Regions from separate parts of the Mus musculus genome. Here region 1 is linked to region 2. A link is a loop called in an ENCODE intact Hi-C map of the cell type or tissue named here. Cell type or tissue: left cerebral cortex. All regions are shown on one strand. Links, peaks and the distances in the headings refer to the core of each region. The heading gives the core; the rest is flanking DNA.

Region 1 (16,474 bases), core at 4,275-12,274, 220 kb after region 2:
TGGCCATCTTGCCAAAAGCAATCTAGATTCAATGAAATCCCCATCAAAATTTCAACTCAATTCTTCATAGAGTTAGAAAGAGCAATTTGCAAATTCATTTGGAAAAACAAAAAAATCCAGGATACTGGAATCTATTCTCAAAAATAAAAGAACTTCTGGGGGAATCACCATCCCTGGCTGCAAGCTGTATTACAGGTCAAAAGTGATTTTTAAAAAATGTATGGTGAAAGAAGGACCATCTAGAGACTGCCCCACCCTGGGGATCCATCCCATAAACAACCACCAAATCCAGACACTATTGCATATGCTAACAAGATTTTGATGACAGGACCCTAATATAGCTGTCTTCTGTGAGGCTATGCCAGAGCCTGGCAAATACATAAGTGGATGCTCACAGTCATCTATTCGATGGAACACAGGGCCCCTAATGAAGGAGCTAGAGAAAGTACCCAAGGAGCTGAAGGGGTCTGCAGCACTATAGGTGGAACAACAATATGAACTAACCAGTACCCCCAGAGCTTGTGTCTCTAGCTGCATATGTAGCAGAGGATGGCCTAGTCAGTCATCAATGGGAGGAGAGGTTCTTGGTATTTTGAAGATTCTATGTCCAGGTATAGGGGAATGCCAGGGCCAGGATGCAGGAGTGGGTGAGTTGTAGAGCAGGGAGACGGGGAGGGTATAGGGGATTTTCAGAGCAGAAACTAGGAAAGGGGATAGCATTTGAAATGTAAATGAAGAAAATATCTAATAAAAAAAGAAAGAAAGAAAACTGTACAGTATTGGTACGGAGAGAGGCATGTAGATCAATGGAATAGAACCGAAGACCCAGAAATTAACCCACACACCTATGGCCACTTGATTTTTGACAAAGGAGCTAGAACCATCCAGTGGAAAAGACAGCATTTTCAAAAAATGGTGCTGGTTCAACTGGATGTCAGCATGTAGAAAAATGCAAATATGTCCATTCTTACCTCATTGTACAAAGCTCAAATCCAAGTGAATTAAGGATCTCCACATAATACCAGATACACAGAAACTAATAGAAGAGAAAGTGGGGAAGAGCCTCGAACACATGGGCTTAGTGGAAAAGTTCCTGAACAGAACACCAATGGCTTATGCTCTAAGATCAAGAATCAATAAATGGGGCCTCATAAAATTGCAAAGCTTCTGTAAGGCAAAGAACACTGTCAATAGGGCAAAACCGCAACCAAGAGATTGGGAAAAGATCTTTACCAATCCTACATCAGATAGAGAGCAATATCCAATATATACAAAGAACGCAAGAAGTTGGACCCCGAAAATCAAGTAACCCTATCAAAAAAATTGGGTACAGAATTTTTAATTGAGGAATATCACATGGCAGAGAAACACCTAAAGAAATGTTCAACATCCTTAGTCATCAGGGAAATGCAAATCAAAACAACCCTGAGATTCCACCTCACACCAGTCAGAATGGCTAAGATCAAAAACTCAGGTGACAGCAAATGCTGGTGAGGATGTGGAGAAAGAAGAATACTCCTGCATTGTAGGTGGAATTGCAAGCTAGTACAACTACTCTGGAAATCAATCTGGCAGTTTCTCAGAAAATTGGACATAATATTACCTGAAGATCCAGCTATAACACTCCTGGGCATATACCCAAAAATTCTCAAACATATAATAAGGACACATGCTCCACTATGCTTATAGCAACCTTATTTATAATAGCCAGAAGCTGGAAAGAAGCCAGATGTCATTCAACAGGTGAATGGATACAGAAGATGTGGTACATCTACACAATGGAGTACTACTCAGCTTTTAAAAACAATGGCTTCATGAAATTCTTAGGCAAATAGATGGAACTAAAAAATATCATCCTGAGTGAGGTAACACAATCACAAAAGAACACACATGGTATGCACTCACTGATAAATGGATATTAGCCCAAAAGCTTGGAATACCCAAGATAGAATTCACAGACCACATGAAACTCAAGAAGGAAGACCAAAGTGTGGGTGCTTTGGTACTTCTTAGAAGGGGAAACAAAATATTCAAATGAACAAATATGGAGACAAATTGTGGAGCAGAGACTAAAGGAAAGGCCATCCACAGAATGCCCCCACGTTGGGATCCATCCCATATACAGTCACCAAAGCAGACAGTATTGTGGATGCCAAGAAGTCCATGCTGAAAGGAGCCTGATATATCTGTCTCCTGGGAGGCTCTGCTAGAGCCTGACAAATACAGCCAACCATTGGACTGAATACATGGTCCCCCATGGAAGAGTTAAGGACTGAAGGAGCTGTAGGGGTTTGCAACCCCATAGGAAGAACAACAATATCAACCATCCAGACCCCCCAGAGCTCCCAAGCACTAAACTAACAACCAAGAAGTACACATGGAAGGACCCATAGCTCCAGCCGCATACGTAGCAGACGATGGCCTTATCGTGCATCAGTGGGAGGAGAGGCCCTTGGTCCTGTGAAGGCTCGATGCCCCAGTGTACGGAAATTGAAGGGTGGGGAGGCAAGAGTAGGTGGGTGGGGGAACACCCTGATAGAAGCAGGAGCAGGAGGAGGGGGGATAGGATAGGAGGTTTGTGGGGGGGGGGGGAAACCAGGGAAGAGGTTAACAGTTGAAATGTAAACAAATTAAGTGTGTGTGTGTGTGTGTGTGTGTGTGTGTGTGTGTGTGTGTGTATTAAAAGAAAACTCAAGTCTGTGATAAACTGGGCATGGTGGCACATGCCTATAATTCCAGCAGTTCTGAGATCAAGGCAACCTAGACTACAAATTGAGTTCAAGGCTAGCATAAACTATATAGGGAAACTCAAGAAAATCAAGCAAGGGGCTGGTTAGATGCCTCAGCTGATAAAGGTTCTTGCTGTCAACCCTGATGATGTGAGCTCAATCTCCCAGAACCTGCATGATGAAAAGAAAAGAACTGATTCCCAAGAGAGAGTTGTCCTCTGATGCACACGTGCGCGCACACACATTACAGCGTTAAAAGGTAATTTTTATTATCTAACAACAACAAAATTCCAAAAATGTACCGTGATACCCAAAGCTATAATGAAGTATAGCTGTGAAGACTAACATTTTTATACTTTACCAGAAAGTGGCTGTAAATGATGCCTGAAGGGCCGTTTGGTCATAGGGAAAGGAACCATGAAATCAAGAATTATCTCAGAACTTACAGAGTCTACCTTTCACACCCAAAAGTTGAATGGCCTACTTACTCTAATTTTGAACAACAGCTATTGCATGTTCTCTTTCTAAAGACTGGCCATAATATGCTACTGGAATGACTTCATGAGCTAAGAAAATGTAACATGTAGGACAACAGAGCAGCTACAGGTCCTTGCTGCTAAGCAAGGATCTGAGTTCAATTCCCAGTTCCACACACAAGTTCTAAAGAGAAAAAAAAAAACTCTCACAAGTTGTCCTCTGACCTCCACGTGTGTGCTATGGTGTGCACATGGCAATGCACACAGAAATAAAGAAAAGAAAAGAAAGGAAAGGAAGGGAAGGGAAGGGAAGGGAAGGGAAGGGAAGGGAAGGGAAGGGAAGGGAAGGGAAGGGAAGGGAAGGGAAGAGAAGAGAAGAGAAGAGAAGAGAAGAGAAGAGAAGAGAAGAGAAGAGAAGAGAAGAGAAGAGAAGAGAAGAGAAGAGAAGAGAAGAGAAGAAGAGAAAAGAAACACAATTTTTAAAATCACATAGGAGTCATACAAATGCATGTTTATGATCATATTGATAATTGACAAATTGCCCTAGGTGTTTTGATGCTAAAATCTGGTGGCTCTTCAGTGACAGTTTTTCCAGATACAATTTTTCTTTTTACATGGGTACATGTTCGTGAGGGGTTTTTTTTTTTTTCCTTAAAAGAAAATTCTTAGCCTTCATGTCTGAAACTCAAAAATTCAGAATGAACAATTTTGATTCCTTTATGACTACTGGACCCTGGGTATTATAAGAGTCTCCGATTTATGTTCCCATTTTCATTGATTATGATGATAATCAACTGAATTATTCTTTTCTTTCCAAGTACCACAGTGATTCTTGATTCTAGTGGTTAATAAATTCTTTGGTACTAGAAGTAGTTTTCTTGCTTTAAGAGAGTGAGAATAAGAATCCAGAAGTTCAAATGGGGATTGTTTCTGAAAAACACACAAGCTACGTTCACAAAAACATCCTGTTTTACATTACCTATTAGATAAGTAATAAATATTTTCATTTTAAAATATTATATTTAAAATATGATTCAAAAAATTTTCAAATAAGCCATATATATATGTGTAGAGAGAGGGGGGGAGGGAGAAGGAAGAGGAAGAAGAGGAGGAAGAGGAGGAGGAGAAAAATGTTTCATGGTTAGCTCAAGGGGAGGCTGCAAGGCTTGACACTATTACTGAGGTTATGGTGTGCCTACAAACAGGGGCCTATCATGACTGCCCTCTGAAAGGCCCAACAAGCAGCTGAAAGAGACAGATGCAGATATTTACACCCAACCAATGAACAGAAGCTGCTAACTCCTGTGATTGAATTAGGGAAAAGCTGGAAGAAGCTGAGGAGAAAGGCGACCCTATAGACTAGCACTCTCAACTAGCCTGGACCCCCAAGATCTCTTAGACACTGACCCACAAACCAGGCAGCATACATCAGCTGATATGAGGCCCCCAACCCATATACAGCAGAGGTCTGCTGGATCTGAACTCAGTCAGAGAAGATGTACCTAATTCTCAAGAGACTTGAGGCCCTGGGGAGTGGGGAGGTCTGGTGGGCGGGGGGGGGGGGCGGCATGCATCCTCTTAGAGACCAGGGAGGGGGGCCTGGAGGAAGTATGGAACGTGGAACAGTCAGAGGGTGAACCAGGAGGGAGATAAAGTCTGGACTGTAAAAAATAAAATAAAATAAAAATAAAAAGATTAAAAAACAAAAAACAAAAAAAACAAAACAAAACAAAACAAAAAAACCACTGGGTCTTCTTGCAGAAGACCTGAGTTCAATTCCCAGCACCCAGCAGTAGTTCACAACCATCTCTAACTCCAGTCCTGTGGAGTCAGGCACACATGCGATTCACAGAAGTATGTGTAGGAAAAGCCTCACCTGTGCACATAAAATTAAATGCATAAATAAATTGAAAGTAAGTAAATAAATGGAAAACATCACTTGAAAATAATTGTAAACACACACAAAAATCATTTCTTCAAAAACACTACACATTTGCCAAAAGTTTCTTATACAAAGAACTGTCTGCCAATAGAGAACAAACTGGTCTGGGCCGCAGCACTCTCCAGTGAATCCAGAATACAACAAAGAAGGGAAAACAAGAGTCTGTAAAATATATAACTGTTGTTCTCTGTTTCTTGTATTAGGAATAGGTGAGTTCTATTTAGAACTTCATAGAAATTAAGTATAGCCAGATTCAAAGAGCATAAATTTTTCCTTGGTTTCATGGATTGACTATTATATGTCCTAAGAAGAGATTAAAATTTTCCTGAAAGACACTGCCAAATAATTAAGTCAATGTCAAAAAAAAGAAAATCATGACTTAATATCTCAGAGTAGATTGGATATTCACACACACACACACACACACACAGTATGCTGACACTTTTACATGAAACACTTTAAAGTGACTGCAAACCAATAATTAAAAAAAAAAAAAAGAAAGAAAGGGGAGTGTTGTTAGTAACAAAAAAAAATCTGTATTTAGATTTAAAAACAAAAGCTGAAGAGAAGAAGAGTGCTCCACAATCTGCATACTTCTCCAAGTGTAGGTAAGTGCATGGTGGGTATCCTTTTAGAAATATTTGCTAGAATTGTCAAAACTGGTTTTCAGTTGGTCTAATCCAACCATGAAAATGGGATCTATGTATCTGAAAGCCTTCGAGCATCCCAGATTCTAAAATTCATAGTGTCTAAGTCCATCCATAGGAAATTGTGCTAGCTAGCAGACTGCCCTGAGCACTCCAAGGATACCTGCCCCCAACAGACAGTGTCCAGGCAAAGATCCAGGTAGCAAACTCACCATGCCACTGTCACTCTCCTGAGAAAGGTCTTTTCAAATCCATGTTGCATGGAGTGCCAGAGCAAATGTCAGGAACAGTGGGAAAGGAGGAAATGAAAATAAAGGTAAGGGGGGGGGGGGGGTACAGTTGAGCAAAGGGAAGAAAAGCAAAAAGAGGTGTGCCGTATTTTCCTTTTATCTATAAGATCAGATATGTCCATGATCTCCTAAAGAGAATTTTTAAAAAGTTATTACTTGTTTTTTATTTATGTTTTTCCTGTGCCAAGTGTCATTTTTCTTCTATTATATTCCTGGAGGGAAAAAAAAAGTATTTGGACATTTTTTTGAGGTGTCATAAGGAAGGTAACAAGAAGTAGTTGCAGAATATGTAAACTGAATTATATACTCAATATATGTTATAGACTCAATAAATTATATACTAGCACTAATCCAGAAATAATGAGACTATGTAGCAAAACTGTTGTGCCTCCCTCTCCCTCCTCCCTCTCCCTCTTCCCTCTCCCTCCTCCCTCTCCCTCCTCCCTCTCCCTCCTCCCTCTCCCTCCTCCCTCTCCCTCTCCCTCTCCCTCTCCCTCTCCCTCTCCCTCTCCCTCTCCCTCTCCCTCTCTCTATTTCTCTATTTTACAAAGGGGGATTTGTATAGACTTCCGTGGGCATAGGGCATATATCTTACATCTGTTTTCATATGGACGCTTTAGCCAATATGACCCTTGAGGATACAAGCTTAATATCTCTTCCACTCACTCCCCTGATTTACAGAAATGTGTTTTACAGTTTATATTGACAAAACACTTTGGAAATGTATTTTATTTTATTTTCCAACTGGGAAGCAATTTTTGATATCTTTCCATGTTTAATGGTGTTCCTGTTTTTGAAAAGTGATTCTCAGAAAAGAAAGACTTGAACTAATGGTATGTGAGACAAAAATGCTAGTCAAGTGCCTTTATGTTCAAATCAATTAAGCATTTACCTTGATTAATCTGTTTCATAAATAAAATTTTATCTTTAGACTTTTTTTCTTCTAATTCACTTAGCAATAGTAAGCGAACTTGCTGTTTTGAAGGAGAGATTTTTTTTTTAAATGTAGAGCCCATCTTGTCCAGGGTACTGAAGTTCACAAAGAAAAATCTGAGCTTTGTCAAGTCAAAAAGTGAAGTCTTAATGAGACAGTACCAAACTTGCATGGCCCCAAGGAATCAGCTCCAAACTGTATATAGATAACTTACTTATTTGGAGACAACAACAAGCACAAATAAGGACTTTGAAATTTAACACTTTCATAAAAGTAATTCCTTACATCTCTAACACTTATTGATTAAAAACTCCTAATAGCAGCAGACTTTTAGTGTAGTTTTTTTTCCCCTCGAGTTTTAATGTTACACATATAGTCTGGAATATGTGATAGACCCATAAATTTCAGCCCTCTGCACTTAAAATAGCAAAGCCCTCTGGAAAGACTTATGGAACATAAAAGAAGTGCATAAAATAGCAACACTGAAGTTACTGAGTGAGTGCTGGTGAACTACTGTCCTCTTCTCCCAACTATTTCCCAATCCTGTTAACATGGCTTTGGAATTTTAATTAAAAGTCTAGATATGAGCTACTTCAAGCTATAAAATTACAAAAAAAAATTACAAAATGATCAGTGAGGGGAAGTAGTTTTGACCTTGAGCCTTTGTTCTGTTACTTTTATTTACCCTAAATAACATTTCTTTCAAACCTTTTTAAACATTTCAAGTACATAATTCAAGACATTGTTTCATTTGAAGCCTGCTTGTAAAACATTGTAGATTTACTTAAGGTGGTCACTTAAACTCTCCAAAATCTCCTTCAAAAATACATAAATCTTATAAATGTTTTGATCTGCTCATTTTATAAAAATAAGCATTGCATATTTCTGTAGATCAATGTATGTGGTTGCCAAATAATTATTGGCTAAGAAACGAATTAATTTCAAATAAAATGTTCAATAAAATTATCAGAATGTTGACAGAAAACAAGTCTACAGTACTGTGAAAGTTTGAAAACAATATTAAAACCCAGACTATTGTCTTTCTCTGTGTTTGAGTCATTTGCCTTGGATGGTACCTTTCTGGGCATTGCTATAACTACAGTGGCTTGGTATTCTGATCCTGTAAGTACTGGATAAATACATTTTACATTTTTAATCGTGAGGATGATCCTGTATTGTCAAGAACCGCTATTTTTCAACAACAAGTAAAGATTTGTCTAAGTTGCCTTTTTATATGCAAGGTTTTCCATTCAGTTATCTAATTTCAAAGAAATTCATTATGACAAACAGTATTCAAATCACTTGGATTTGCAAAGTGCCTTTTTCGTGTGTGTGTGTGTGTGTGTGTGTGTGTGTGTGTGTGTGTGTGTATTTGCATTTTTTCTAATTTCAGTTAGCTGTTTCTTCAGAAAATCATTTCTCTGTCACCTGTGGCACTGCACTGTGAACCGCATGATTTTCTTCCCTCTGCCCACTTCGAGGAACGAACCCAAGAGAGAATAGGCCTCTCCATGAGTGGCCCTGCTGAAAACGCATCGGTACTGGGACTTGAACGGATGGAATGATTGAAGTTGCTGCTTAAACTAATATAATATTCTGTTTTAGATTAGTTACTACAAACGCTTTTACAAAGAAAACCTACTTTGGATGTTACAAATAAAAAGTTCTATTCCTGAAGCCGAAGTGCAAGGCTCTCCTGTTTATCTTGGCTATGTCTCTGGGGGAACGGGAGGACGGCTAGTCATTCTATCGATCAAGCAGAACTGTGTAGGAGCTCCAGCTAAAGCTCTGGCCGAATGGCCAAGAAGCTGGACTCTAGGTGAAGAAGCAGAAAGTCTGAGTTTACAGGGGTGCTGAAGTCCCTGGCGACATTTCTCGAGAAATGGTACCGATGAGTCTTCCACATTTACAAAAACCAATATCCCCTCAAACCAGGTAGAAAGTTTCATACCTACTTGTACGGGAAGGAAAGTGAGAAGTTAAGTTTCGATGCTTTGAAAAACCGAATCTCTTTCTCTTTCCTTTCCTGCTATGTTCCCAAGGGAAAAGGTGGATAGGACCTGCAGCCAGAGCAGTCTGCGCTTTCTTTGCTACGCCCAGTGCGTCCAGTGCGGGAAGGAAAATTAACGAGGCCCCAGCGGGACGGCTGCGGCCAGGCAAGGGTCCTGCGACCATCAGCCTATGACGTCAGCCGCCATTCTGCCTGCGTCAGGTCCCCAGCAGCCCCCACCCACAGGAGAAGGGGGCTGGCTGGTATTGGGAGCCCAGGGCAAAGGCCCCTTTAACCCCTGGAGGGAGGAAGGGAGCTTAGTCTGTGGTTCCCCAGGAAAGTTGAGTTTCCGCTACTCGGGGACTACTGGCTCCCAGACTGCAACCAAGTCTGGAAACACAAAAGTGAGGGTAGTCTCTAAGGCCACAGTGGGGTGAGTAACTTAGAAAACCAAGCCAGAATCCAGGCAACTTGATTCCCTTTCACTCTCACTGGGGCCAGCATTGGTTTGTACTGATTCCAAAAACTAGGGCCGAAAAAGAAAAGAATGTGATGGTGAACTTCAGGCTGGAGTCACGAACTGGAAGATCTGTCCGGGACCCGCCTCTGGGGGAAATAAACTCTGCTTTCTACCTAACTAGCCAGGAGCTACCCTCCCTTCTTCTTTGCCTGCCTAATCTCTATGGTCAGATTTTATGAGACCCAAATGCTGAAAACTTCTTAGGGAGATAGGGAAAAAATGTTTTATCCAAAAGAACTTTGGCCTTCATGGTGCGGAGGACCTAAATGTAGGTTGCCACCGGTCCAAGACTAATGTCTGAATCTACAGAACTGGGACTGAAAGAGACAATCTATCACAGGCCAGCCCTGATAGGATTTCCTAACTCAAGATTTTTGTTTTGTTTTGTTTTGTTTTGTTTTTTAAGAACAGTTTCCCTCCCTGGAGTTCTTGCTTTTAAAGTTTTTGTTTGTTTTTTATTTAGTGATAGTAGTGGCCTTTCTCGTTTAATTTCCTTTTTTTTTTTTTTTCCATTTTCTACCAAGAGGACTGAAAGGAACGGAGGAAGAGACTTCTTGAACAGATGTGAGTCCTAACACTGCTTACTGTAGTTTTCTCCAATAATAAATCCGGCTCTCTAGAACCAGCCCTGCGCTGTTCCAGCAAAATCTGCCTAGGAAAGACAGCGCTCCAGTGTGCGGAGCTGGCTCTGAACTGCTACACTCCCCAGGGCTTCGGCAGTAGAAGCCGGTGATTGGAAGTTTGCAAGCTCAGATTTCCTTGCCTCAACCTACTTCCAACCTGCAGTACTTTGAACTACAGCAAAAGCGAATTTTCCCCCATCGATGGATACCCGCTAGAGAGATCTGTTGAAGGACCGGGGAAGAAAAGTCCTTCCTGGTCTTGCATCCCCTAAGAGAGTTTTGATGAGGCTCTAATGAAAGGAAAGCACCCCTTTTGTCGCAGTAAATACCAGGGAGCCTCCGAACCCACCAAGCCACTGGCCTTCCTGTCCTGCTTGCAACTTCTCCAGCGGCAGGCTCAATCTGTTAGGCACAAGTTTTTGGGGGGATTTCGTGGCCAGTCTTCCCTATCTGGGTTCCAACGTGTCTCAGCATAAGTTGTTGAAGCAAATTAAAGAAAGTGGAACTTTAAAAAGGCTTTTTAAAAAACCTCTGGTCATGTTTTCTCCATGTGTTTCTGGAAGCTTGTATTACCCTCTAGTATCTCCTGAAAATATGTGGTTACACTCTAATATATCGTAAGATAGTCATATCTTATGGGTATCCGTAACTGTGCTCTGTTTCCCCAGCGTTGCCCCATAAGATTTTTCAGCTCGGAATACATTAGAAACTGATCAGTCTTTTCTATAAGTCGTTGCCTCAAAGTGAACCCGTGGAGGATTCCAGGAATTATTCAAAATGTTTTTTATTTTGTTTTACTTCTTGTTGCTTATTTATTTAAGGAGTTAAGAATGTGTCTTTTACCCGGAATCCTTCATTGCCCTTTTCAGGGCCCTGCCTGACACTCGGTTAAGCCTCGGGACTTAGAAAGATCATTTCCTAGAACACTAATTTAAGCGAAATCTGGACTCGGAGCGTGGGTTTACATGCCCAGCTGGAATGTCTAATGTATCAAATCCTCGTTAACGAACGGCCTGCTCCGTGGCCATGTCAGCCAAAGGTCAGGCCTATGCAACAGGGCAGAGCAGTTCAAAAGCCCTCTTCCAGCCAGCACCCTGATCACCACCGCCCCCATTCATCGCTCACATTTCAATGAGAGTGCACACAGGAGCTCCAGCTAGAAACGCCATGGCTGGTTTTTCTGTGTTTACCCCGCTTCGTTCTTCACATTAGTAAACATGTCTTAATGTAGCTGATTTTTTAAAATTACGAGTTCTTATTTCTCGTAGGAAAGAATCAATATTGGCAGACAAAACAATTGTGAAATTTCCCCTAGAAGCATGTATACTTTAAAAGCTTTTGAGTGACGCACATCTTAAGTCTTAAAACAGTAATAATGATAATTTCACAGAATCCCAATAAAAACATGAGCAAATTTTGGTGGACACCTTTGTGATGAAAAATAGCCTAGGGGAAGTCAGGCAAGTCTCCTGCCCAGTCGTCTTACCCAGCGATAAAAAGCTCTCTCTCTCTCTCTCTCTCTCTCTCTCTCTCTCTCTCTCTCTCTCTCTCTCTCTCTCTCTCTCCCTCTCTCCTCCAGGACCAAAGAGAACCCAGGATCGCTAGGCTGGCACTAGTATCTCACGCCTCATTACGAGGCCAATGTTCTTGGGGCTTCTTTCGGAATACAACCCCGCAATAGCGAAGGTTGCAGGGGCTTGACTGCTCCAAATGGCCCAACTTGGTGGCTTGCGCCTAAGGTCTCGCGCGCTTACACGCAGCAGTGAAGTCCTGTACCTAGGAAAGTGACTTGGGGGCCCGAGAAGAACAGGACTTACCAGATCTAGGGTCTAGATTTCAGACAGCTTTGGCAGCTGATTGAAGCGGGAGTGAATAGAATCATTTCTACCAGTGACAAGCTATTTGGGAAGGGGCTAGGATGCGAACGTGGTGGAAAAGAAAGCGGCAGGCGGGTCGGGGCTTCCTTTTGCTAACTCCCACACCCATAAGCTGAGGCCAGTGTAGACTGAACTTGACCTGGCATGGAGCCGATGACCCCTCTCGAATCTGAGTCTCCGGGGCTCGGGCTCTGACGCCCCCAGTCCTCGGCCTACTAAGTCTGCTCCCAGGCAGCAACGGGCTGAGTCGCATTATCCAGCGATCCCCCCCCCCTCCGACCCCCCACCCCCTCAGTGTGCTGACCTCCAACTCCATTCCGCCCCTCCCCTCCCTTCCTTTAGCCTGCGCCAAATGAGAAGGCTTCTTTGGGCCTTGGTCTTTGAGGAAAGACACCAGAACTCAGGCTGGGTTTGAGCTTTTTCCTCAGCAACCCCTTCGCAGACCTTCGTCACTCACTAGAGGCCCAAGTCTCGCTCCCGGCTGGCCCAGAATTCAAACTTAGAAAAAGACCCAAGTCTCGAGCTTTGGATGGCTTCTGTTTCAAGGATTCTGCACCAACCAGAAGCTGTGAGCGTCTCGGAAAACTAACTGAACCTTTGTGTTCTAACCACTATTTTGAGTGTTCAGGGTGAGTGGCTTTGAGCAGGCTTCCCCGTGGGCTTAACCCTCGGGGGGACAAGGAATGGCGAGGCATACAAAAACCCTACTGCAAATGCTCTCCTCTAAGCAACCTCCATTATGGAGCTGTGAGATTGGTTGAGTGAAAAATGGCATTGAACTATCACGGTAGCTAGGAAGAAAGGCCTTGTCGCGGTAGTGAGGCCTTCAAAGCCTCAGTCGTCTGAGGCAGAAGAGGGTTTGGTTGTGATAGCAGTCAGGTTGAAAGACCAGCATGAGTCGTGCTGGCCCTATAACAGACTTCAGTGTGAACTGGGCAGTGACTCGGGCTTTCGCTGTTGACAGAGCGCGAGCTCCACAAAAATGGCTCTACCTGTTCAGTTGATGGAAGTGTTAGAGGCCATCTGTGCTATCACTGAACAGGGTTTTAATGAAAACACCTAAAAGGAGTAATTCTACAAGTCCATGAAAGAATAGAGTTGTCCCAGCGACCGCTGCTACCCACATCTTTGTGAAGAAACGCTGGCCACTCCGTCCGACAGATTATACAGATGCTCTGAAAATATTCCATAAGCCTCAAAGTACTGCACAATGTACAGGACTCTGCAAATGCCATGAGGACAGAAAACCATTACCCCAGAGCCTGAAGTCCACACCTTCTGGTGTCTGGGTCAAGGCTGTTCAGTGCACTAATCCTCTCGTTGGACGTGTTTGAGCTCTCCAGGAGCGTCCCGGATCGCAGAGCAGCAAACTGACCAGTATTTGGGAGGGATCCATAAAAGATCCTAGGGTGGCTCTTCTGGTGCAGTAAATGGTGGGCTGGGTCTTTGAAGAAAAGCCATAGAGGCTAAAGGAAGGTCAGAGAGGGACATCAGAATAGGCACACATCGGGACTGGGCTCTAATAAAGGATGGGTGAAGCCCCTAGAAAACCCCTCCAACGGTCGGTGGAGCCCTTGAAAAAACTGTCCTGGGCCCTAGGGACTAGTTGAATCCACGGACATTTTGTCTGAGCGATGGGGAGAGGATATGTGCCTGAGAATAGCCAGGTTGCCTGCCACAACCCGCTTTAGAAGGACTAGGACGTGGGGGGGGGGGGGGGGCCTGAATGGACACTGAATGAGCCAGGAGCCCAGTCACAGGAACAGGATACGTGGCTAACTCGAACCAAGCAATCCAGCATCCCAGCGCTTGGGAAAAGCGAGAACCCGGCACCGCTCCCGCCACTCAATTCTTGTAGTGGCGGCCGCAGGTTTTCCCGAGCCTCTGCTGGCATTGTGAACTCACTTAAACCAGCGCGGTTTGAAAACAAACACGTGCGGCTTCCCCGCCGCACTATTTTGGGAGTCAGGCCAGAGACTTTCACAGGCGGGAGCTTCCGCGATTCCCTCCTCCGCTCGCCAAGGGCGGGGGGGCACCATGCATATTCATTAGCACGTGGAGCCCTGGGCTGCATGCCGCGCATGCGCACTGCTGGTTCGGCTGGGGGGCGGGGGGGGGCGGGGGGGGGAAGGGACCTGAAAACACGTCCCAGCTGGCAGAGGCGCAGCAAGCCCCTTAGGTTACCCAGAGGGCCATGTGTGGCCATACCTTCTATGCAAGAACTGAGAGACTAGCTGAGAGTACCCTCTCTACTCATTCCTCAGGCCCGTTTCCATACTTTTAAAATAGCCTTCTAGGCAAAAATGGCTCTGTCAGCAAACTCTATTTCGTCTTTTAATCTTTTTTTCTAGTCGTCTACAACTTCAGTTCTTTGTCAGAGGCTAAAAATTTCCCGGATAGATAGGGTGGGGGAGGGGAGTAAAGAATCGCTATTTCCTCAGTGTTTATATTCGGATTTTTTTTTTTGAGACTTACATTGGAAAGAGTTGCACAAATAAGTCCTAGCTTTTGTTTGTTTGTTTGTTTTACAAGGTATAATGCTTTTCAGCAAGTCTACTGTTGTTGAAGACAAGGTTACAGTGTGTTCATGCCTACATTCAGGAACAGTCTTGTGCTTGTGCAGTGTGGGTGGATAGGTACGACTCTGGACAACTTGCTCAGCCTGTTGTATTCTCCTGAGCTGGCTACAGAGAAACCCCTTGACCATTGAACGCTATCAAAATGCAATATACAGATTGTCACAGGTCTCTAGCATCGACATTGGCAAACATGGTTTCCATATGAGATGGCTAAATTCCATTTCTTCATCTTGAAAACCCACCTCCAATTCACCATATGGGTACCCTAATGTGGAACTGATGACCGATTCTACCTTATAGATAAAACAGCCCCACTTTGCATGGTGTATTCCCTATAATTGGGACAGAGAAACTAAACCAATCAGCACTCATAGATTGATGTGCAAGACTGTTTATATTTTGTGCATAGCATAACACATTTTCAATAGACTTTGAAAGTCTTGCATACATGCTACAAGTTGACATTTTTATTGTTTATGTCTACTTAGTTTTTCCTGTCTATCTAAATTTAGTTTTGAAAACAAGACTGCCATAGGACCACACACACCCTAGGGGTGGGGAATTACATTCTAGAGCTATTTTAAATGGGTATAAGTTACAGCCATTGGGTGCTTTAAAAAGTAAGAGAGAAAATATTTTGGGTTAGGCTGGTCTTTAGTGGCTGGGCTAGCAAAAACATCAGTCTTTCCATTGCTACTCTACTTTCAAGAATTGGAAAAGTAAAGAGTGATATCAACTCTGATCATCTTTATAAAAACAGCTTTTCTTCTTGGTGTGAATACTCAGTTCTGAGAACTACAATTGATGTTACTGGGAGTCTAGACCTCTGTACCTGAAAGGGGAGTGATTAGCATTTTAAACTGAAGAAATGGGAGAAGTAGAAGTTGAAAACATATAAAATCTGATGTTTTCACATCTAGACCAACAATAGCTAAGGGAATAAGCCCAGTGCCTTCCTTTTAAGTATGCCAGACCACATGCAGTTCCCCCTCAGAATGGCTTACACTGAATCCATCTTTAAGACCCAAGGTTTTCTCCAAGTCATTTCTTGGAGAGTAATATGCTCAGGTACCAAGTCTATCAACAATGATTCACTAGGGGCCTGGGCACTAATTACACCTTGGCCTGAAAAGTGGCGCTTCGGAACATTTGGGGAGGTGGGTGAGATACTAGAGGAGGGGTTGGATTGCTGTTGACAGGCCTTTTAAAGTTCTGAGAAAACTTCACAATCAACAAATAGAAATATCTAAATGCCAAGCCCATCACGAAAGAAGGTTAGTGCTATTTTCATTGTCAGTTAAAGCTAAATAAAAAATATGAATAAATAAATAAATATAAGGCAATTGAAAGGTTACATCTTTCTTTTAGAGGTGGTTTGCTTCTTAAAGGTTAACTTGAATGCTTGACTTTAAAAAATCAAAATCATCAGCTGCAAATGCTTAAAGCAGTTGGGGGTAGCTTTTGAAGAAGAAAACAAAGGATCTGAAATATTTGAGAATGACTTAGTCCCCATATAACCGATGCGTGTGTGTTTATATGCTTGCTGTTTAAATGTACACACAATACCACACAATATCTCACACACACACACACCAAACTCATTTCTCTTCATTTCTCAAATGATTGCTTGTACGCAGGCATTTTCTGTTGACACAAAATAACATTTTAATAACTTGTTAGCTGTCCTAATCATTTGGTAGTATCCAGAATACAATGCAGTATGCAATATGAACCAATATGGCCTTCTGCCTAGATCAAAATCCACAACTACACATAGAAACCAGCCATTTGCAGAGTCTTCAGCTCCTGCTAAATAGAGTCTAACAATATATTTCACTGTTCACATTCATGTATTTCAAAACCTAAT
Region 2 (16,474 bases), core at 2,752-10,751:
ACTGTAACATCTAATTTCTCTCCATTCTTTCGTCCCTACCACCTCCAGTTTGCTTTTCTGAACTCACAGCTGCTCATTCAAAAGGCACTTTATTGGGTTAGCAAAATCGAAACAAGCTCCATTCTAAGGCAACAAAAAAAAAAAAAAGCTCAAAATACGATAAGTGAGCAGAGCGAGGTCTTAGAAGTTACTAAACAGCATAGTTTCAATTTTACATAAATAACGGGAATGTACATATGTCTATATTTGTATGTTAGGAAAAGATGCCAAGCGTTAACATGTTCTCCCTCATCCTGTGCTACCAAATGGTTGTTTTTCTAAATGAGCTTATCACTTCTGTGGTTTAGACTATGTGCTATGCACCCTGTTATAGGGCACATCACTTTGTCAGACTCAAGAGTAAGAACGCTTGGAAGCTAGAGCTGTACAGCCAGAGCTGTCGGGCTTCAGAGGGGAAACAGATCATACCCAGGTCAGTAAAGACAACTAGTCCCTTGTAGGTAGAAAGGGGAGCATGAAAGAAGAACAATATCACCCAACCAAAAACCCGCAGAGCTCCCAGAGACTAAACCGCCAACCAAAGCGTACACATGGAGGGGCCCTGTGGCTCCAGCGTCATTTGTAGCAGACGATGGCCTTGTGAGGCTTCAGTGGAAGGGAGGGCCCTTGGTCCTGTGAAGGCTTGATGTCCCAGTTTACAGGAATGCCAGGATGGGGAAGCAGGAGTGGGTGGGTGGGTGGGTAGGGGAGCACCTTCATAGAAGAAGGGAGAAGGGGGATGGGATAAGGGGTTTTCAGAGGGGAAACAGGGAAAGGAGATAACTTTTGAAATATAAATAAAGAAAATATCCAAGAAGAGAAAGAGAAAAAAGAAAAAAAAGAAGAATTCTATGCAACTCTGAAATGTCAAGGTAGTAGCACAGAAAACATGAATTAAAAATAGACAAATTCAATTTTACAGAACAGTCTGCTTCGTACATTTTCTGGTCACTCTAAAAGAATTTACATTTTGTGGTCCTGGTTCTGATTTTTTTTTTGCATCGATGAGTTAATATATAATAATAACTTAAAAATAATTTTCGTTTTTCGTATTTTAATAAAATGATTTGTTCGTTTGTTTTTCTTTGTTTCTGAGACAGGTTTTCATATAGCTTCGTTGACTTTGAAGTCTTTAAGTAGCCAAAAATGACCTTGAACTTCTGACTCTTGTCTCCCCCTACCAAGTGCTGAGATTACATGTGTGTGACACTGTGCCTGGTGCTTGCGATGCTAGGGTTTAGCCCAATGTATTATATATGCTAAATGGGCATCATACTCAATCAACCAGTTTAAGGAATAGCAAATACCTGATAACAGAAACAAGCTATCTTCAAAAGCTCGGAGAGTCCAGCCTAGATTAAACATGCAGTTGGTAAAGCTGGCTGAAAAAATGAGACATCATGATTTGCTAGACCACTGGGAATTTTTCAAAAACAATCACAGAACCAATAAAACAATTCCAAAATGAGTTTTAAACCTTAGCATCCTGATTAGCTACTACTGAGATTATAGGCTTTTATTTTCGAGTCAAACCTCATCAATCTAGGATGGTTCAACTACTCTAGCTCCAGACACAAAGCTATCAAAGACAATGATGTTTTTACAAGCAGAAATTTATTATCGATATCAAGATTTTAAATTTTTTTTGAGCTGCCAACTAGGAGCAACTAATATTAACAAAAACAATCCTTGTGCGCATATGGGTATATTTAAGTCTCTGTGAAGAAACAGACCATTAGGAATAGCAGTCAAATGAGGTGTTTAATATTTAAAGTTTAAAAATTGCTTACTTCTTTTCCCTTATAGCTAGATGCAGGATCAGCACAATAAACTCTACTTTTAAATATCTGGGATTATGACCAAATACATTCAAAAGTCGTAGTTTCAAATAAATGTGTGCTGCTTAACTATGTGGGAGACTGTCTGAAACCAACTCCCAGTTGGAAAAGGCAAAATTTCAAATAATCCCTCTGTGCAATCACGGAGCTTGCAATGGAATGTGGGAAAAGGATCCATCCATAAATTCTTTATTTTCTGGGGTTTGCCAAGACATAATAAATCCTTTAATGGCATGGTTATCATAAAAACAATTGTATTTTCCATGTTAACTGATTAAAACCTTTTAACATGAAACTAAGGTCATCTGTTTCAACTTTTTGTCACAGAATTTTTTATTAATTCATTGTTTTATTTCTTTACTTCCGAATTATTGCCTCCCCTTCCTGATCCCTCTGGCAGAGTTCTTTCCCCCAGCCCCCTCCCCTTTGCCTCTGAGACGGTGCCTCCCAAACACAATTTTAACATATATAAGAAATTTGGTCAAGTAATCTATGAAATATTATCCATACATCAGAGTATTTAATAGGACAAAAATGATATCTTATAACTGTGATGAGTCTAGAATTAATTTCAATAACTATGGGTTTTATTCATGACAAAAACAAAAACTACTTACACAGTAGGGGTGGTCACTTCTGCATAGACACACACACACATATATATATACATACACACACACATATATATATGTATACATATACATATATACATATATACATATATATACATATATATATATATATATATATATATATATATATATATGCATGCACACATACATACATATGTATACACGCACAGATGTCATTGTCTGCATTCAATTCCAACTAAAAAAGAAGAGTTCCAGATTTAGTAGGCAGGTTTCTAATGTGTTAAAAATAAGCCAGTAGCCAACTTCGGCCTTTTAGAACTGTCACAAGATTGCCAGCTGAACTCAAAGCAAAATGAAACAAAGTAATCATCCCAATAATTGATCACCCAAATGTCCCCAATCACTGCATTGTCACACTAAGTCAGTAGGGATATAAAGATGACCTAGAAGAAAAATGCCCCAGGAATCACATTAAAATCGCCCCCTTGCTCAGCAAGGGGAAACCCTACACCCTTAGCTGGCTTTCTATTCCCACCTTTTTATCTACATGATAATATGGCAATCATCCAAATCATTAAAAGTAATTAAATATCTGGTGATGTTGCTGCCAAACTTTACCAAAATCTGATTCATAATTAAAAAACAACCATGTGTAAGAAAACTTATTTTCACTATGTTCTCTCAAATCTTAACACAGTAGAGGTTTTAAATTAACAAATAATGTATAAAGACTTTCGTACTTAATTTAGCCTTCTTAACTCACCTTGGAAAACATATCTTCTATAAAGTATAGATTATAAAGAAACTCATTAAATAATTTGGCATTGCTATGTACTTTTCCATGGAAACAAATGCATTCAATCATAAAAAATATTCAGGATCATATATCTTTGTCTGCACATCGGGGATGGGGGCTCTTTGTGGGGGGTATAAAAGGCAAATGTAAATATTCAGATAATATTTAACATTAGTTTTAAGTGACTATTAACAGAAATATGTATCTGTTAATATTTTCTGTCTTTCAAAACAAAAGAGCTGTGTAATTAATGTTCTGGAAATCATTCCTGGAACTAAGCTTTAAAAATCGACACTTCATATTTAAGACAAAAATATGCGTTTAAGTGCTTTTTTAAGACATGCTTGTAGAAACAAAGGAGTTAAAATGGAATTAATTTTAGCATAAATAAAAGACAAAATGGCTACCATTTCTCATATTTGTGAAGATTTTTTTTTCTTTTTAATTCGAAGCAAATTTCACCCAGCGAAATGTTTTTATCTTCAACTTTACTTGGCTCTGTTTTAATCATACCTTTAAAACAACTGGAAAATGAACCTGGGCATCCAAGTGAACTTCATTAGTCCTGCCAAACCTAGCATATACAGTCAGCAGTTCACTCCCCTTCTCAATGTGAAACGGGTATTACTGTTACTATCTTAAATGTCTCATCCGTTAGGCTGAGCGGGGAAAATCTGCTTGAGATTTTAGACTGTTACCAAATTACCAAAACTAGCACAGCAACTCTTAATGAGCAAAACCATTAATGATCTTCCAACTGGAGCCCTATTCAAATACCTCACCTTGTTAGCACAGAATGAGGTGTTCAATCAAGAGCCTGGGAATGGGAAGCCCCAGCGCCTGGTTCTGAGTGGTGATTACAAGGGTGAGGGGACAAGTGCCAAGGTAACAGTCTCCTGCCCCGCAGGAAGCTGAGAAACCTTCAAGTCTCCATTTGTAAATCAGGCCCGATGATTGCAGCAGTCACCAGCAAAGAGCATAGGAAACAATTATTTGCACCATATTCTTCCACTGTTTTAATTTGCTCTTAAAATGAACAAGATGATCCCCAGAGTCATTGGCATTTTGTCTTTAGAAATTTAGAGCCCGTTCTAGGATTTTTCTGGCATTGAAAGGCACGAAAAGCCTCAGCGCATAATTTAAAGGAACATTTCCTGCTCCCAAGTGACTTGATTATTCAGATTTACTGACTTCAAATCTATAAAATATTCTCCAGGAGTTCGTTTGAGATATTGAAGTTGTTGAGTTTTAAAGCAAAAAACCATACTTGTTGATTTTTAATATTTTTGTGTTCCTGTTTCCCATTTAAGACACTGTGACTTAGGCATTGAAACTGTTAACCTTTAAAAAAAAAAAAAAACAAAACAAAACAAACAAAAAAAAACTGGCTTCAGCTCTTTTAATCTGCCCTTTGACTACAGGAAGCTTACAAATAATTTACAAAATGATTTTTGCTTTAGGCTCTTGATTTAGTTCTTAGTTTAGTTATTTAGAATAACAGGAGCATAGTATTAAACTTATGTTTAAGAGGACATATATAAGCAAACATTATAGTTAAAATATATACCGTTTATCTTAAAGAAAAAAGTTGCACTGGAAATATGACATATGTCTTTCAGTGTCAATATGCTGGATTGATTTTATTACTAATAAGCATATATATTTGTAACTGACTTGATTACTTAAATTAATTGAAGTTGATAAGCAACAAAGTATTTATAGTTAAAAATGAGATACAGATATGTATTAGATTTTTCTTCTGTTTTATAAAAATCTACTATAGATGTGCCTATATTTTTCCTCTTGATTATTCAAAGGGTAATGTACAAATCTGTGAATGGGGTGGCATGATAATTAATCGCAGGCAGTACATATTGTCTACCTGTAAGATGACTGATTATATTTTACATCGATATGATTTCATAAACTGTTTTATTATCATTTAACCTGAGAGGGGATATTCAGAAACACTAAATATTACCTAATTTTATTTCATGTGAATACATTAAATACAGTATCTGTACATCTATATATCTTTTATTAGATGCTGAGACTAGAAAGTAGAGTTTGTTTGTTTTTTTTTTTCTTTTAACCTTTTTATTTGTTCCTGAATTTGAAGACATTATAGGCCATAAGGAATAATAGGACGACTATAGCTCCTTGAAAATGACTTTTGAAAGTCCGCGTGGATAACATGATTAATTCTTTGCAACAGATTTTCATATTTGCTAAATAGCTAGATAGCCTTGTTTTATTTCTTGACTGTTAACTTCCGTTGTTTTTTGGTGGGTTTTAGGGGAGTTTTGTTTGTTTGTTTATTTGTCTTGTTTTTCTGAATGGTGTGCTATTAAGTTTCCAAGGCTGGGTTTTCTACACTCAATTAAAATAGCACAGACTCATATGAGAAATCTCCTGCAGTGTTATACGTTACAATCACATCCCTTATCCCAAAGCTACAGTGATCACTTCCAAAAGTTCCTTAAGAAACAAAACAAAACAAAACTGTTTCATCATAAGCTATCCAAATGTAGAGGGCGCTGCTGTACATGTATTTTGAAAGTGTTTCAGAATCAAACACTCATCTGTTAATTTAGTTTTTGTTTTCAAAACCTGCCAGTAAATTCTAATCACATCATTAATGTTTAAAGTCTGTATTTAGACTTAAAGTAACTGAAAATACTTAGGGAATAAAGTATTAAAGTTGTACATGTCATTGTGGAAATAAGTACTTTTTAATTTTATCTTCTAGTTCTAATTATCTATAAATTAGTTTAGATGTTCTTGTAGCTAGTTTTTATATATCAAGGTTCTGTCACTATAGTTATGTAAAAAATAGCCTGGTGCCCAGGAGATGTAAGCTGAAAATTTAAGAATGTCATTATATTTGTGTGAAAGAAGGATGAACTATATACAAAGGCAATTAATTTTGGGTAGAGACTGTGTATTTTCAATACCATACTACAGTGTTTTGGGTGTTTGAAACTTTACAAAGTACAGATTGAGAAAAATGTTCCAATCAGTTGCTGCCTTTTTTAATCTATGTTTCTAAGCAATCATATATTTTAAAGTGATTTCACTAGACATGCTAGTTTCTGTATGGTTTTTAATGCACTCTTAAAATTTAGAAGTGTTCCCTTATCATGTAACAAATATAACATTTTTCCATTAATGAAATAAAGCTAACTGGAAAAATAACTCTACTGACATATATATATATATATATATATATATATATATATATATACATATATATATATATATGTGTGTGTGTGTGTGTGTGTGTCAGTAGAGTTATTATATATATTTATATATATTAACAAAATGTTATAAATAATTTCTTTGATTTTCATGAGTATCAAAATCATATGAATTTACTTTTTAAGTTTTTTCATTTGTATTATTATAATTTTAAAGCAATCAAAGATAAAACAGATTACAGCATATCTTATAAATACATATTTTGATAATATATTTGTACAAAATCAAGCTTGAAAATCTCATGTATTAGATAGGTGCTTTGCTATATCTAAAGTGAATTAGTACTATGCAAAATTCACCAATTCCTTGTCTGTCGGGGCCAAAGCTGAATGACAGCTACAGATTTAAAATGTATTTGCTGAGAAAACACATCAGAAACTCAAATGTGACTAGGTTCTAATCTAGTTTTCACTGTTGGCTCTTAACACTTAATTTCATACTTAAAAGCCATTTGATTTATCTCTTCTTGTTACATGTAGATTTGGTACAGCTAAATACAGACGGACTGGTGGAATATATACTGGCATTAATAAGACAGTATCCTTTATAGTTAAAGTCACATAATCAGCGAGATTTTTTACATTTGATTTTCATTCTTAAACACCCACGAAATAGCAACAGCGCCTACTCTCTTCCTAGTTTGACTTGCAGAAAGAAACAGGCCAAGAATGACTGGGATACGTAAATATGTAATTCTATGCAGAGCCGGTGAAACTAAGTACAAGAAAAACATAAATACCTCGTCAGGAAAAGTTTTCAGTGTAGCTCAGGCATAACTTTTCAACTCTTCCAGTTATTTTAACATCAAAATAAGCGTGGCAGAAAGCACAGGAGGAAAAGCGCCCGACTAAAACGGCTCCTAATGTGCTCTTTTGAATCGGGTATCCAAAACTGCCTGTTTAGGCTGCATCTAATCTAGCACAAGTAGGTGTTGTCTGAATTTTATGCTATCCACCCACGTTTAAGTAGTTTTTCACCTTAAAACTAGGAAAGAGAGTCGAGGAGTGAAACAGCCAATCCACAACTGAGGTAACAGTTGCCTTGTACGATAGACAAGTTCTTTGGGACCAAGATACCCCACAGACTGACTAACTAGGACAAGGGATGAAGCTTGGCCTTGTTCACTGCCATCAAAACAAAGGCTCATATTGCATGAAAATCCTGTGCAAATGAGCCATAATGGCGTGAATGACAATCTCCTAAGACCATGCAGCAAGGCCCGTGTTTGATCTGAAACACTGTTAATCTTTCTCACACATAGCACACTAGTACACTTGGGAAATCCTCCATGAGTACTTCCCTACAGCCGGAGCAGGAGCAAGAGATGGAAAGGCATCAAGCAAAAGTTCTGTCTTGGCCACTACTTCATTTGAGTCATTTTTCACTTTGGTTTTTTTGGTGATTTGGTTCAGATAGTCACAGAAAATTTAGACCTCACTCTTCTTTACTTCAAAACTTTGTGTTTTTTTTTAACTGTCTCTTTTGTATAAATATATGGTGTTACTGTTATGTTTTAAAAGGTTTCCAAGGGCTATAACAATTAGAAACCGTTTGAAATGTCTTATTTGTGTAGGTTGTGTCATTAATCCTAGTGGAATCAGACACTACACCAAAACATGTAAGAAAGGAAAAAGCCAGCATAAGAGGGGAGAATAAGAGATAGGGAGAAAGGAAATGGGAGGAAAAAGGTGGGTAGAAGAAGAGGGAGGGGGGAGGAGAGAGGGAGAAAGGGAGGAAAGGGTGAAGGAGGAAAGAAGGGAGAAGGGGGAAGGAAAAAAGGAGAGATGTTTTCTACTGTAAGAAAAGACTGATTTTGGTGTTTCCATTTCAAATACAATTTAAACCATCAAAATAGCTCATAAGAAATTACAGGTCAGACTTTTGAATCACAGACGGCCTTTTATTTTCCTTTCTAATATTTAAATGAACTGTTTGCTTGGAGAGCCAAATATGTAAGGCACATGTGTTCAGTACAAGCTGAGTAAGTCATGCCAACTCAAAGATGGTAGGAAGTATGCCTCCTTCGTTGTGTTTTCCTTTTGAAGTGTTGCCTAAAAATCAGGCCTGGGCTTCAAAGAGGAGGATTACAGCCTTTATCCAGCAATTAATATGGTTGGGACTCAGAACATCAGCATCTGACCACAACACTAGCCGACAGAAGCATAGCAGGAATTCATTCTCTTTCAGGACTTAAGTAAATCATAAAAATGAATAAATAAGCAGTAATATATTGTTGATACTTGGCAGAGAAAGAAGGGGCAGAGCTAAGCTTTCGCATCTAGTAACCAACCTGCGTTTTCATATCCAGGCAAGCATTTCCAAAATCTGAGATCCCTGGACCTCTAACAAGGTTTCTACATCTGGATCATTTTACTCTCCCACCAGCTTTTAAGAAAGAAATGCTCTCCAGTAAGAAATCCATTCCTTTCTCCTTATAGAGTGGATCAGATAATCATTTGGATGTGGAGAAGTCCTTCTTCCTGTCAAAGTTCAAGGTTTCAAAACATGGTCAGAATATAAAAACAAATAAAACTCTGTAGGATCTGCAGGAAGCATTTTAAGCACATTAGATTACGCAGAGTGCTCATCCTAGATGACAGAGTTGGGGCCTCACTTTTCTTTCTCGATTTCATTGTAAGAATCTTTTGAAAGGGGATGCCAGGGGTGTGATCGGTTAGCACATGATCCTTACACAGAATCTTCTGGCAAAATCCTAGAATGATGATTCCTTCCTGTTACTGGGCAACTGTAGAATTGAAGTCCATAGAACATCTTTCATTTCACCTCAGTACTTTGCTATGTTAGATCTTGATTTTTTTTTTATTTTAGTTTGTGTTTGAGATATTTCTCAGGTCTCCCAGCAGGCTTGCCATGTATCCAAGGCTAATATTAAATTTTCTTATCAATTCTGATCTCTCTGTCTTGTCTCTCAAGGCCCAGATTACAGACAAGTAGAGTCTAAATATTGAAGAATGAAATACCAGGAAACAATCTTTCAGAACAAGAGGCTAGTGGCAATTAATCTATCTGTATAAAATGCATGTTTGAACCTGAAAACAAAGAGATATCTACTCTAGAAATGGGAGCTAGAATATTGAATATTTAATATTGAATAGTAAGGAACAAAATATCAAGCAAAAACATTCAGAACAAGTGGATTAGCTGTAATTAATATATCTATATAGTGCACTGTTTGGGTCTGAAGACAAAGAGGCATTTGCTCTAGGGATGGGAACTCCTGTCACTATAAAGACTGATCTTGGAATAAGAAGAACATCTTCACTTCCACACAGAGATAATGGGCTGCCCTCTCGAATCACATACAGTTGCTGCTCTAATTTTTTCTTACAGATTTTTTTTTCTGTCTTGAAAGAAATTGCCATGTGTAAAGAATTTACAGAAAAATATCAGAGCACCCTGACAACCTAAGCAATGTATTTATTTCATTAATAAACAATGATTATTGTTCAGTGCAATGTGTTGTGAAAGATGCTTAAGGGACATTTGCTGTAAACTCTAAATATTTTTTAAATTAATGTGTAATAGCCTCTTTGCTCTCAGATCCATATTTACCCCTAGATCTTACACATAAATGTAGAAGTGAGGGCACAAAGATATTTCATTTTCTATACTCTTCTTGCATGTATTTTATTTCCTATTTCCTTGCCTTTGGCACTCATCATAAAGATCCTGATAATATGCTTTAGCTGTACAGAAAGTTGGGCAGAAGAACAAAGAGCAGTTGACGGATTAAATATCTGAAAGCAGGCAAAGTCATCCTGCTAAGTGAGACCATTAGAAATGGGGTTAGTGTTTATGCAAACTTAAGAATCTATTATTCTGAGGGGGCAGTGAGCAGGATGTAAAGTGAGTAAGTAAAATAATTAATAATAATAATAATAATAATAATAATAAAGAATCTATTATTCGTTTTCATTTTTGACATCATTCTGTTGCAGCATCTTGATTCCTAGACCACAGTTCAAAAGCCAGGGAGCCTGCCAAGGCTATTTTGCCACTTAACAGCAGAGTCCTGACTGTTATATAAATTTGTACAAGGGGAGGGAATAAAAAGATTCAAAAAGCAAGGAAACAACATTTTCCAACCACTAAAAAGAGAATAAAGAACGAACACTTGCTTTTTAATATTGCATCTGATTTCTTAAATAAAATTTTCTGATAGTACACTATCATTACCCACCAAGCATGGGGTTTGGCACTGTCTACTGAGGCACATCTACCATGGTCTCCCCTCCTCTGTATTTAGTTGTCAGCAGGCATATTTGTTAGGTACAAATTATTCAAGCCCGGTTTCAAAAGATCCATAACCTATTTAGAGTTTAATGTTACTAGATCCACCCACAACCACTAGCCTATTCCCAGCCCACTTATATAAATACATAGATTTGTACTTCTGAGGTCACTGAAGGGTACTAATGAATATGTTATTTATACAAAACTACAGGTTCATTAAATAGAATCTATTTAACTGCATTTTTTTTCAAAATGTATTGTCAGGTAAAGCTTTTCTTGTTTTATCCCCCAAAGGAAACCAACATTTTCTATAGCAGTATGTCCTAAGAATACTATTTTTAAAGGTGATAACAACAGAAACACATGGCTACTCCTCCTTGTAAATCTAAAATATCAGTAGTGCTCTCAACTCTTATAGGCCAATGTGCTGTTTTTATCTTGTAAATTTATTTACCAGTCTTTTCATCTGATATTTTAAATTTGTTATTAAATGAATAATACATTTAAGTGGCCTTACCAAACAAAATAAAGGATAAAACTATAAATAAGTGGAACTGTTTCTATTTTTGCCCTCTGTTTAGTGACCTAAGCTCTTCCAGTGAGCTAGTCCTTTTCATGTTGATGTATTCTTTCATTGAGTTTTTATGAATAAGAGAGAACCACAACTGGCAATTACAGCCTCTTATTGTTTACATCTGAAACCTTCTATGACAGTGGTTCTCAACCTTCCTACTGCTGCAACCCTTTAATACAGTTCCTTATGTTGTGATGACCCCCCAACCACAAAATTATTCCACTGCTACTTCATATCTGTAATTTTGCTACTGTCATGGATCATAATGTAATATTCAATATGCATGATGTCTAATTCGCAACCCCAAAGGAACCTCAACACACAGGTTGAGAACTGTTGTTCTATAAGGCCATGGTGCTAAATGATTTGGCTTTGAGGTTAGGAAGATGCAAAGCCAAATGGATTTGGTTTTACTTTCACTTTCACTTTTACTTTTCCCAAAGGAAGTGTGTGAAAGAAGGCTGCTTTCCTCCTTACCTGATGTATGGCCATCTACAAGAAAGCCAAATGACAGAACTAGACAATATGTAAATTTAACTGTATGAAAGGCTAAATACATCTTTTCCTAGTTGACTGAGAAATACAATAGAAAAGACATTGGAGAGTCCCAGATTGTTTTCAGAGAGTCTCTTACTATAATCTTTTTTCTGATGCCAGCATAGAAAACACCACGTCTAAAAGAGACTCCACTTGGAAAGTAAAAATAGTTGTGTTTGTAGGATTAAGACCCTGAACCTTTCCAGGCCTGGCAACATACATCATTTACTTACTTATCTTTAAGATTTTTGAGAACATGAAACTTTTTTTTTTTTAGTTTAAAATTTTTTCCTGGTGCTAGAGAAATGGCTCAGTGATTAAGAGCACTGGTAGCTATTGGATAGCACCCAGCATCCACTTGGCATCTCAAAAGGACTGCAACCCTGGGAGGGCAGGTCCTGCACCTCACCTGGGCAGTACCTTAGAGTTGGCACTCTCGGTGTGGGTGAGAGTGAGCAAACGCTGAGGGCATAAGTGGGAGAGCAGAAGGAGCTGGTTCATCCCCTCAGCTGCAGCAGCATTCAGAGAGTTTGTGGGAGCAGGGCAGTGCTAGAGAGCTCACCTTGCTGGTATGGGTGCTGGGATGGGAGCTGGTGGACTGCCCAGCTCAGCTATCTCCCATTCCCTGATTTAGGGCCTTGAATTGTCCCACCCAATCATCTACCCCATCTATGTACTACTGGAGTGTGTGAAAGGGCCAATCCTACAGATCCAAAGCTTCAGGATCCCCATGACACAGGGCAACAACAGGATATGCAAGAAGAATCCTGGTAAGGATCCACTATTGATAGTATAGCAGAAGCCAGAGGCTTTGAACCAGACCAATGACTCATTGCAATGAACATTTTTCAAGTAAAGAAGTGTGGCCAAAAGGACACACTGTGTGACACACTGCAACACACTACACCTTCCACAATACGATGACTTTGTTCTTTCGGGTGAGAAATTGCAAGGATGGTTTAAAATATTGGCCATATATGTCTCATTTTTTTCACATGGGCTAATCCTCAGTTTCTATATTCTCCCAAGATTTTCTCCTGTAGTTCTGTCCTTTATGCACCTGTCTTTATTCTCTCACACGTTTTAGGGAGATTTACATTTAAGTGGGTTAAAATTAAGTCATTTTATTCATTCATTCATTTTATTGCTACTACGTGGGCCTCATGCATGCTAGTCAAGAGTTCTCTCTACCACTAAACTCCTCAACCAAATTTTAAAATGCATTATTGCAGTTGTGCTAGCCACATTTCAAATGCTCTCCAGTCACATGTGCTAGTGGTTATCAAATTGAACTGCTCAGCCATGAAGCCTTTCTCTCATTATCTGAAGCTATTGAAAATGCTGTTCTAGATAATAGAAAAATAAAAATGCTCTAAGTGCATTATTCTGGATATGTCATGTAATCTTATCAATTATTTTTCTACCATGTTTCAGTTTCTGTATATTCTGAAGTGGGAAAAGTAATGGTATTATCTTCATAAGTTATTGACTATAAAGAGCATGTTTATATAAATTGATAACATGAGTGTAAATATAGTAAGAAAATAAGTTTAGGAATAGACACATGAAGATAGGATTATATTCATTTTCTCTTTTACATAATGAATATTTCCCTCCTATATTAGTTAATTTAAAAAAATTACCTTGGTCATTTATAATACACCCTAATGCTCTCTGAGTTGTTTTCAGTAGTGACTCACACATGTGCTCTTATTTTGCTGTAGACCTATCTTACAACAAGATAGGTATAAGTATTAAATGCTAAGACCACACCTTCAGATTTCAAGCACCCAACAAAAGTCTTCATAACAAAAGGAATAGTTTATAAAACTGCCAAACCACATTAAATTTGGTCATAAACATTATGAATCATCTGTGTGTGTGTGTGTGTGTGTGTGTGTGTGTGTGTGTGTGTGTGTGTGCATGTCTTTATCTTTGTCTGTGCATGGAAGGATGAGAGAATCCTCATTTTAAGTTATATGCACATTTATAGTTTCAAATATGTTTTATTCTTATGGTCTGCTCTGGAATTGGAAACATAACTTTCACTGAGTGTATAAGCTGCTTAAAAATCTCCCAATTTAATGAACTTTCTTGAATAAACTACATAAACTCATACATTATAATTTCCTATCGGTAGAAACCAAGAAAATTATATTTTAAAAAGGTCATTGGGGAAATAAAATAGGAATGAGGGGTAAGTGTGATCCAAATATGACATTATCAAGGAATGAATAGAATAGTATTTTTAAAGTCATTTATAATAGGGTTCTGATTACAAAGAAAGGCTCTGGGTAAGACTTCTAGCCTTAGAAAGAGAAATAAAATATCTGGGTAACATGGTGCTGTACGCTTGTAATCCTAACAGTCAGGCAGGATAATTATAAATTTGAAGCTCGCCTGGGCAACATATTGCAATACTGTATCAAAACAAAAGTATTTGGTTTTGCTTTGGGCTCTGTTATCTAAAACAAAATGATTAAAAAGACAGGAAACAAAGAACAGCAATCATGATATTTGTGGGAGGAATGGATGAAACCAGAACATATCATGGTGAATGAAGTAACCCATACTCCAAGACAAATGACAAATGTTCTTTCTTATTTGTCCAATCTAATTCTGAATCTTTAGATATAAAACTACATAACCTCAAATAACCAGAGAAAACCAGTAAGGCCAAAAGCGACCACAACAGGAAGTGAAAAATAAGATACTCTAGATAATGGGATTGTAGGACACAGAAGTTAAGAAGGGAAAAATATGGGGGCACTACATCTGGAAAGGAGAAGGAGGAAAACATGGGGGAATAGGGAAAGAGGAAGAATATAGAATGCCAAAGTTGACTGAAAATACTATAGGAAAACTTATCAAATATTTACTTTAAAATATATATGTGTATTAACACACGTATATATTTATTCATCACTAATTAAATGATTTATACTTAGAGTGATAATGTGCCCTGAAGAAACATAGATCATCTAACAGAAACCCTGGAGCCAAGCAGGAAAACCTCCCTTCAAGTTGTTAAGCAGGGAAGCTCAAGAGACATGCTAAAACATTAGAAGCTACTGACATTTCCATTGATTGCCTCCCCAAACTTAGTGTACGCCCCTAAAGACACGGCACAGTTCAAACACAGAGCTTGGGAGAATCAAGATGTAATTAATCTGGATAGTCCTCCCTGAGAACTGGCTCTCATATTATCAGAAGATGCAATGAAGGCTGCCAAAGGAGATGAGCAATCAAATCCTACCTTCTGAACTGCAATGACTAGACTAGCAATATATCCATAATGGTGCAATAGTGGCATTTTTGTCATGAGGGTAACCACACTGTCAATAGGACTTAAGACTCCCTCAGCAGGAATTAGCCTGGTACTATAAACCTAGTGAAATATCCACAAGTGGAGAGGTTATAGATGCAAGAGGAGAATCTAAACCATTTTCCTAAATATATTTTCTAACTGCACTCTAAACATTTTTTCATTATACCCAGAGATAATTGTAGCCTTCACACCTCATCAAAGATTCTTTTGGCAACACTTGAAGGCTATTACAGATATCCACAATTGGTCAAAATCCAGAGAATAAGTAACCATGAAGCACATGGCTACAACTTATACATATCGCAACACAATCAGCCTCTCAGCCCCCCTACCACTAAGTCTCAGGGAACACCACAAAGAAAGGATCAGAAAGATTGTGGAGCCAGAAGCCCAAGGTGTCTGATGTAAGATAGTGTCTTTGATATAAGACAGATATGCTACATCCATGCATTTTCTTACCTGAGTCTAGCCTTTATAGTACCAGAAGGTACCATGCAAGTTTCCAGAGGAGGAAAGCAGCTAGGAGACCTAGCCATTTATGTCATCATTGAATCGTAACAATGACCAACATGGCAAGTACAGTCATGGAATGTTAATTGGACTTAGAGTCCACTAAACAAGAAGGAAATTATGCCTGGTCCTACAATCATAGAAAACCATCTAGAGATCTTAGAGGAGAACCTACACCACTTTGTTAAAACAATATAATTCCAAACTGCATTCTAAGCATTTACCCTTGTACCCACAGATAAGGGTTGGTCTCAACCCTCATCAAGGAAATTTCTGTTCGCAACAGTCAGAGATAATTAGAGAAAACCAGGGTCAATCAAAATACAGTCATAGAGTCCAGTCCCAATAAATAAATCTACAGAACACTCCCACACCCAAGGCTCAGTAACACAGCAGAAGAGGAGCTGAAAGGGTTGTAAGAACCAGAGGATTGGGGAGTTTGCTGTGAGATCGTGTCCCCTAGAATGTCAGAAGCTATAAGCATAAAGTCATACATACATGATTGTCTAAACATGAGCTGAACAATGAGAACAACAGCAGAAATACAAAAGTGGATGCAGGTGGGAGCCTAGGAAGTCTCAATTCTACACAAAAACCTACAAGAAACTAAGGAATGCTGAAAGCAAGAAAAATAGACTATGCCATGAAAGAACACACTGATTTTCAAGAACCAAGTAGTCAGCCCTGAAAACATACATATAAGTAACATTACACAGACTGAGCAAGTTGTTTTTATGTACTTAGAAA

Evidence for each region. Hi-C counts contacts between places; a loop is a spot of excess contacts. Peaks named below come from ENCODE experiments on the same cell type or tissue, not always from the same donor. Only the 100,000 strongest peaks of a DNase experiment are listed, where the experiment ranks them.
Region 1: it touches region 2 in a loop (2.9-fold over the local background); 2 of 42 quality-filtered maps call a loop at or near these places.

What each region holds. Positions count from the first base shown.
Region 1 is chr9:91,341,811-91,358,284 of GRCm38, forward strand. It overlaps Gm40546 (a long non-coding RNA gene), which reads right to left and starts at 12,253. Exons shown (of 2, transcript XR_870995.1): 1 at 11,969-12,253. A730094K22Rik (a long non-coding RNA gene) reads right to left here and starts at 9,418. Exons shown (of 2, transcript XR_379700.3): 1 at 8,974-9,418. It overlaps Gm40545 (a long non-coding RNA gene), which reads left to right and starts at 9,356. Exons shown (of 2, transcript XR_870994.1): 1 at 9,356-9,441; 2 at 10,053-10,679. It overlaps Zic1 (zinc finger protein of the cerebellum 1), which reads right to left. Exons shown (of 3, transcript NM_009573.4): 3 at 16,248-16,474. In left cerebral cortex, for the core only: no CTCF peak of the experiment used is centred there; DNase peaks (open chromatin) are centred at 8,745, 9,359, 10,329 and 11,047; H3K27ac peaks cover 2,905 bases.
Region 2 is chr9:91,122,934-91,139,407 of GRCm38, forward strand. No RefSeq gene overlaps it. Among named protein-coding and RNA genes, the nearest start is that of Gm31114, 200 kb to the left of the region's middle. In left cerebral cortex, for the core only: a CTCF peak has its summit at 5,768; DNase peaks (open chromatin) are centred at 4,171, 7,257 and 7,348.